Regions from separate parts of the Homo sapiens genome. Here region 1 is linked to region 2. A link is a loop called in an ENCODE intact Hi-C map of the cell type or tissue named here. Cell type or tissue: CD4-positive, alpha-beta T cell. All regions are shown on one strand. Each heading gives the region's core, and the rest is flanking DNA. Links, peaks and the distances in the headings are about the cores only.

Evidence for each region. Hi-C counts contacts between places; a loop is a spot of excess contacts. Peaks named below come from ENCODE experiments on the same cell type or tissue, not always from the same donor. Only the 100,000 strongest peaks of a DNase experiment are listed, where the experiment ranks them.
Region 1: a loop joins it to region 2, with 16 times the contacts of the local background. A loop is called at or near these places in 27 of 110 quality-filtered maps.

The regions. Positions count from the first base shown.
Region 1 is chr12:6,867,925-6,870,833 of GRCh38, reverse strand. TPI1 (triosephosphate isomerase 1) reads right to left here. Exons shown (of 7, transcript NM_000365.6): 2 at 1,847-1,970; 3 at 1,651-1,735; 4 at 1,444-1,576; 5 at 1,061-1,146; 6 at 698-785; 7 at 1-569. The coding sequence ends at 451. Among named protein-coding and RNA genes, the nearest start is that of TPI1, 1.8 kb to the right of the region's middle. RefSeq lists an enhancer at 1-113 and a silencer at 2,697-2,909. In CD4-positive, alpha-beta T cell, for the core only: CTCF peaks have their summits at 1,048 and 1,260 (motif pointing left); DNase peaks (open chromatin) are centred at 1,233 and 1,979; H3K4me3 peaks cover 874 bases; H3K27ac peaks cover 978 bases.
Region 2 is chr12:7,111,998-7,114,906 of GRCh38, reverse strand. It overlaps C1RL-AS1 (C1RL antisense RNA 1), which reads right to left. Exons shown (of 12, transcript NR_026947.1): 6 at 2,843-2,900. Among named protein-coding and RNA genes, the nearest start is that of C1RL, 4.2 kb to the right of the region's middle. RefSeq lists an enhancer at 1,139-1,640. In CD4-positive, alpha-beta T cell, for the core only: a CTCF peak has its summit at 1,420 (motif pointing right); a DNase peak (open chromatin) is centred at 1,426.

The DNA of each region.
Region 1 (2,909 bases), core at 213-2,712, 240 kb after region 2:
CAAGACCTAGTGCCAGGTTTATTCCCTCACATGGGTGGTTCACATACACAGCACAGAGGCACGGGCACCATGGGAGAGGGCAGCACTCCTGCCTTCTGAGGGGATCTTGGCCTCACGGTGTAAGAAGGGAGAGGATGGTTTCTCTTCTGCCCTCACTAGGGCCTAGGGAACCCAGGAGCAAATCCCACCACGCCTTCCATCTCTCAGCCAAGGAGAAGCCACCTTGGTGACGTTTAGTTCCAACCATTATAGTAAGTGGAGAAGGGATTGGCCTGGTCCCAACCATTACAGGGTGAAGATATAAACAGTAAAGGAAGATACAGTTTGGATGAGGCCACAGGAAGGAGCAGATGACACCATCAGAAGCATATGCAGGGAAAGGGCAGTTACTGGGCTTCTGGGCTGCTTAGTCCCTGGCTTGGCAGGAAGGGTAGGGAAGATGGATGGGGCTCATTGTTTGGCATTGATGATGTCCACGAATTCGGGCTTGAGGGAAGCACCACCCACAAGGAAGCCATCCACATCAGGCTGGCTGGCCAGCTCCTTGCAGGTTGCCCCAGTCACAGAGCCTGGGAAGGGAGCAGAACAAGGGCTTGGTCAAGAATGGGATGAGTCTGCCCCATCCCCACCTCCATGTCCGAGGGCTCAGTCTAGTCCTCAGCCCACTCCACCTCAGCCGGGAACCAAAGCCACTCACCTCCATAAATGATACGGGTGCTCTGAGCCACCGCATCAGAGACGTTGGACTTCAGCCATCCTCGGAGCTTCTCGTGTACTTCCTGGGCCTAGAACAAGAAGCTGGCCTAAGTAAGACCTTTTCTGCCTCTCTAAGAGGAAAAATCACTGGCACCAGTGGACACTTAGTGTGGTTTCTGACTGAGTCAGAGTACCAGGGCTCTGATCCAAGCCAGGCCCTGGACTGGATGCCCTTGGACAAGTCACTGTCTCTGGGTTCAAGGTCTCTGTGTCTTTGAAATAAGGGGTTGCCCCATGTGGGCTGTGTCTGTCCAAACCTATTGAGGCAGGCTGGGATGAGGGCAGGGCTCCTGGGCCCGGTTACCTGTTGGGGTGTTGCAGTCTTGCCAGTACCAATGGCCCACACAGGCTCATAGGCCAGGACGACCTTGCTCCAGTCCTTCACGTTATCTGCAGGGCAGAGATACAGATGGAGGGAAGGGTGAACAAGAAAGAGCTCTCCAGCCAGGTTCTCCGGAGTACGAAGAACGGTGGCCTACTGCCCCCTAGTGGACATTGGGGGATTTCCAGGTGGCATCTACCTTGGGGCTGGAGAAGTCATAGGCCCCAAGCAAAGATTGTCACTCCCCCTCCCCTTTTTCCTTTTCTGGATCAGCATGGGGACCAAGACAGGCTCCAGGGCCTGACCCTACCCTCTGAGTCTCTGTGGCCCTGGATAGGCTCAAAGGTCCCTTTCTCCAGAGATACCTGCGATGACCTTTGTCTGCTCGAAAACAACCTTCTCAGTGATGCCAGCTTCCCTTTCATCTAGCTTCTCCCCAATGCAGGCGATTACTCCGAGTCCCTCTGCCAGAGCATGGGCCACTTTCTGCCCAATCAGCTGTTGAGAAACAGACTTGGTGAGACATCCTTCTTGGAAAAAGACATCCCTTATCTTCTCTCTTGGCTACTAACCTCATCTGACTCCCCAAAGACATGCCTTCTCTCTGAGTGCCCCAGGACCACCCACGTGGCTCCGCAGTCTTTGATCATGCCAGGGCTAAAGGAAGAGATGAAGCCAAGGTTCAGCAGGGAGCCCACCCTGTGGCTTTCCCCTCAACGAGGAAAGTGAGGGAAGGGTCCCACACACCCCTCTCCACCTCGATCTCACCTGATCTCCCCAGTAAAAGCCCCATTAGTCACTTTGTAGCAGTTCTGCGCAGCCACAGCAATCTTGGGATCTAGCTTCTGCCGGGCGAAGTCGATATAGGCAGTAGGGGGAGCACAAACCACCTCTGAGGACAAGATGGTACCACAGGGGGATGAGACTAAAGAAAGCCTTCATTCCCCACAATTCCTAACCAGTGCCCTGGAGCCCCCCAGCCCTCACCCTCTTCTTCTTGGTTCTGCTCTCCCCCTTTTCACCCCAGCAAGATGACCTTTGTCCATTTTCCAGCCCAGGCTGGGTCTGCACTCAACTCGAAGAGCCTTCCAGATACCCCTGAGAGGCCACGGCCCTCACCCTGCCCTCTGCTCTTTTAACAGCTGGGGCTCCAATTTCCTCGAGCTATTCTCGGCATAGGCACCTCACAGACTCAGCATTCTCCAGGGAGCAACCCTGCTTCCCTTCTAAAATAGCCCATCCTCACCTCCCCTTTGCAAGGCAAGGATTTGTAGCAAAAGGAGAGGGGCCAACTCCTGGGGTTTGTATTGAGGCCTCTGGGGAATGAACGAGAAGGGGATGCCTCTTTGGATCAGGCCCGCGGCTCTCCGATTTCGGTGGAGGGAGGAAGGAGGATGGAGGAGAGCATCCTTTGCCCGTGGGTGGCAGAGACCTAACTGACTCAGAGGCCTTGCGCTTTGCTGTTTCCAGGTTGGGGAAAGCGGTAGGATGGCTCCTCACTCCCAAATCGCTCAGCCTGTTTGGCACGGGCTCGGTCCCTTCCGTGGAAGGCGGGAGTCGTTCAGGTTGCCGAAGGGAAGGGGTCAGATCTGGGGCTCAGGGAGCCCGAGCAGCTCGGCGCGGGGACGCGGACGCCGGCGAGGAAGGGGAGGAGTCTGGGGCTACGTGCGGCGGCGCACGGCGCGGGAGGCCAGGGCGCAGGGAGCGGGAAGCCCACGCGGCCCAGCCTCCCCCGGTCTCCCGCAGAGCCTCGGGCTCCGCTCCTAACCCCGTCGCCTGGCGGGCACAGCCCCAGTGCGCGCCCCGGGGCCACCTTCCTCCAGGAGACCCA
Region 2 (2,909 bases), core at 216-2,715:
GAAAACTAAGGAACAGAGAATTTTAAGTAATTTGCCAAAGGTTATACATGAAATAAAAGACAGAGATGGGATTTGAACCCAAACAGATTGGAGCCTGACCACCCAACCCTCAGTTTCTCCACCTCGCCCCTATTGACGTTCAGGACCAGGTAACATTTTGTTGTGGGACCTGCTGCCTTGTGCACTAGGATGCTTACCAGCATCACTGGCCTGTATCCACTAAATGCCAGTAATGGAAAAAAGAAATCTCTAGATATCATCAAATATCCCCTGGGGAGCAAAACTGCTCCTTGTTGAGTACCACTGATCTAACCATTTTGCTATTCTATTCTGCTTCCTAAGCAAGTAATGATATTTATTGTTTGCCAAATGACAGACACTGCCCTAAGCAATTCTGGTTATTAACTCATTTAACCCTCACACCAACCCTCTGGTGTGGGTACCGTTGTCCTCATCCTTGTTCTTCAGATGAGGATGTTAAGAGGCACAGAGAAATTATGTAAGCTGGCCTTGGTCACCAAACTTTTAAATGGTAGAGCCTGGGTTTAAACCTGGTGAGTGTGGCACACAAGCCCACTCCTTTAAGCAGCATGTTATGCTGATGACTGAAGAACACGGCATTGGTCGGGGAGTCACACATGCAAACGCAAGGCATGTTTGTGAAGCCATAGCATCATGACCGCGCCTGGAACACACATGCGAGGCGGCAGCGGTGGAGAGCGAAGCCAGAAAGTCATGCAGAGCCTGATTATGAAGGAAGAACCTGACGAGACAAACAAGTGGCTGGGGCTTCATCTCATGGATCAGGAGGCACAGTCATTGAAAAGTTTTAACCTGGGAAGGGGCACGATTGATTGAGATTTTAGATACTGGCAGAGTAGGGAGGATGGGCTTAAGGGCTAAACCTAGTGGCTGACACTCCATTGGGGTTGAGCTAGCGACTGCCTAGGTGTCCATAAGGCATGGAAGTCAAGGCCCTGACATGAAAGCCTGAGATAACTTGGGGGTGGAGGAGTGTGACCCATTAGGGTCACCCCTCTGCCCTGGGCTGTCCACATCTCCACTGGCCATGCCAGACAGAAGCAAAGGGTCCCAGTCTGGCTGACTCAGCCGCCTCATCACCCCTGCTGCTCTTCACCTCGCTCCTGTATCTCCCTCCTCACCTGGCACTGGGCACAAAAGCCCCCACGTGTCCCAGCCCAGGGCAAGGTATCTAGAGATAAGACAGGGAAGCTGTGGACAGAAATGGCTCGTGCTGCCCCAGACTCCTCTGCCTGGGCTCTCCTGTGGCTGTTTGGATTCCAGGAGAGGGCAAGCTCCTCTCTAAATGCTGGGGGCTCATGAAGGCTGCAGAGAAACTCCCTGGCCAGGAAGCCCCAAGGCACTTTCTGTTGTCCTGCCCTTCCCCTTTCAGGACAGAAGGGGGCAGCACCAACACGATTTTCAAAAATAAAACCAAAAATAAAGTCACTGGAGCACCCCAACCTTGTTTGCCCAGCTAAGATTGGAAAGACCCATGCCTGGCCTAAGTTTATATGCAAGGACAAAAACTTCTTCATTAATCATGTGGATTAAAGATGCCGATTAAAGGATCCATCCCCTCATTCTCTAATCCTGTCTGGCTCAGAAAGGACCATCTGGTCACAATTATAATTTCAGATACATTTATTTTGTAACTATCAAAGTTATTAAATAATATTAAAGAAGTTTTACTAAACAGAGAAACATGGTTTAAATCATCCACAACCCCATACTCTAATAGGAAGCAGTTATTTTAGATTTTTCTCACGGGTGCTTTCTATATTTGTAAACATAGTATCCTTACAATTTGGTAGCTTGCTACCTTTACTTAGCATGCCAGGAATCCCAGCTCCCTTACCTGCACTTGGGGGCCTTAACATAGAGCAGAGGTGGCCTATGCTCTTTAGGGACACTTGGGTAAGGGAAAGGGAACTGAAGTAAATGATTGAAGTGTTAGCAATAAGGTGACCAACTGTCCTGGCGTGTCGGGGAACTTAACTGGTTTTAGTGTTGAAAACCTCATGTCCTAGGAAAACCTCATTTCTAGACAGACCAGGATGATTTCTAATAGGTTACCCTATTAGAAAAAAGTCCCCCCAAATTCAGACATCCATTTTCATTTCTACATCGGCCTTTCAGCTATACTTCTTTGCTTTTTTCTACTAGTAGTCACCCTAGGGCAACTGTTCTCAAACTTTATACCCTTAAAAAATTATTGAGAACTCCAGAGAGCTTTGGCTTATGTAGGGTATATCTATTAATAGTCACTGTACTAGAAATCAAAATTGAGAACATTTTAAATCACAAAGATACACAAGCACGCATCCCGCTCACTGCCACGGATGAATCATTGCACATCACGTAGCCTCTGTAAATCCACCATATACCATGACAGAATGAGAGGGAAAAAAGCAAAGAACATCTGAGTATTTTTATGAAAGTCATTTTGTTACCTCACAGACCCCGTGAAAGGATCTTAGGGCCTGTGGGTCTTCCCACACCACAGGGTGGAGACCCGCTGCTCTGGGAATTAGTCTGCATCCTAAACTCCAGTTTTCTCAGTTCCTATTGTACCACTTCATGTGAAATGAAGGAAACTTGTAACCATGAGTCCACCCCCTTGTCCTCTATACCAGCAGTCCCCACCCTTTTTGGCACAAGGGACTGGCTTCATGGAAAACGGTTTTTCCACAAACCAGGGATGGGGCCAGAGGGAGATGGTTTCAGGATAGTTCAAACACATTACATTCATTGCATGTTTTCTTTCTATTATTATTGTTATTGTAATATATAATGAAATATTAATAATTATACAACTCACCGTAATGTAGAATCAGTGGGAGCCCTGAGCTTGTTTTCTTGCAACTAGACGGTCCCATCTAGGGGTG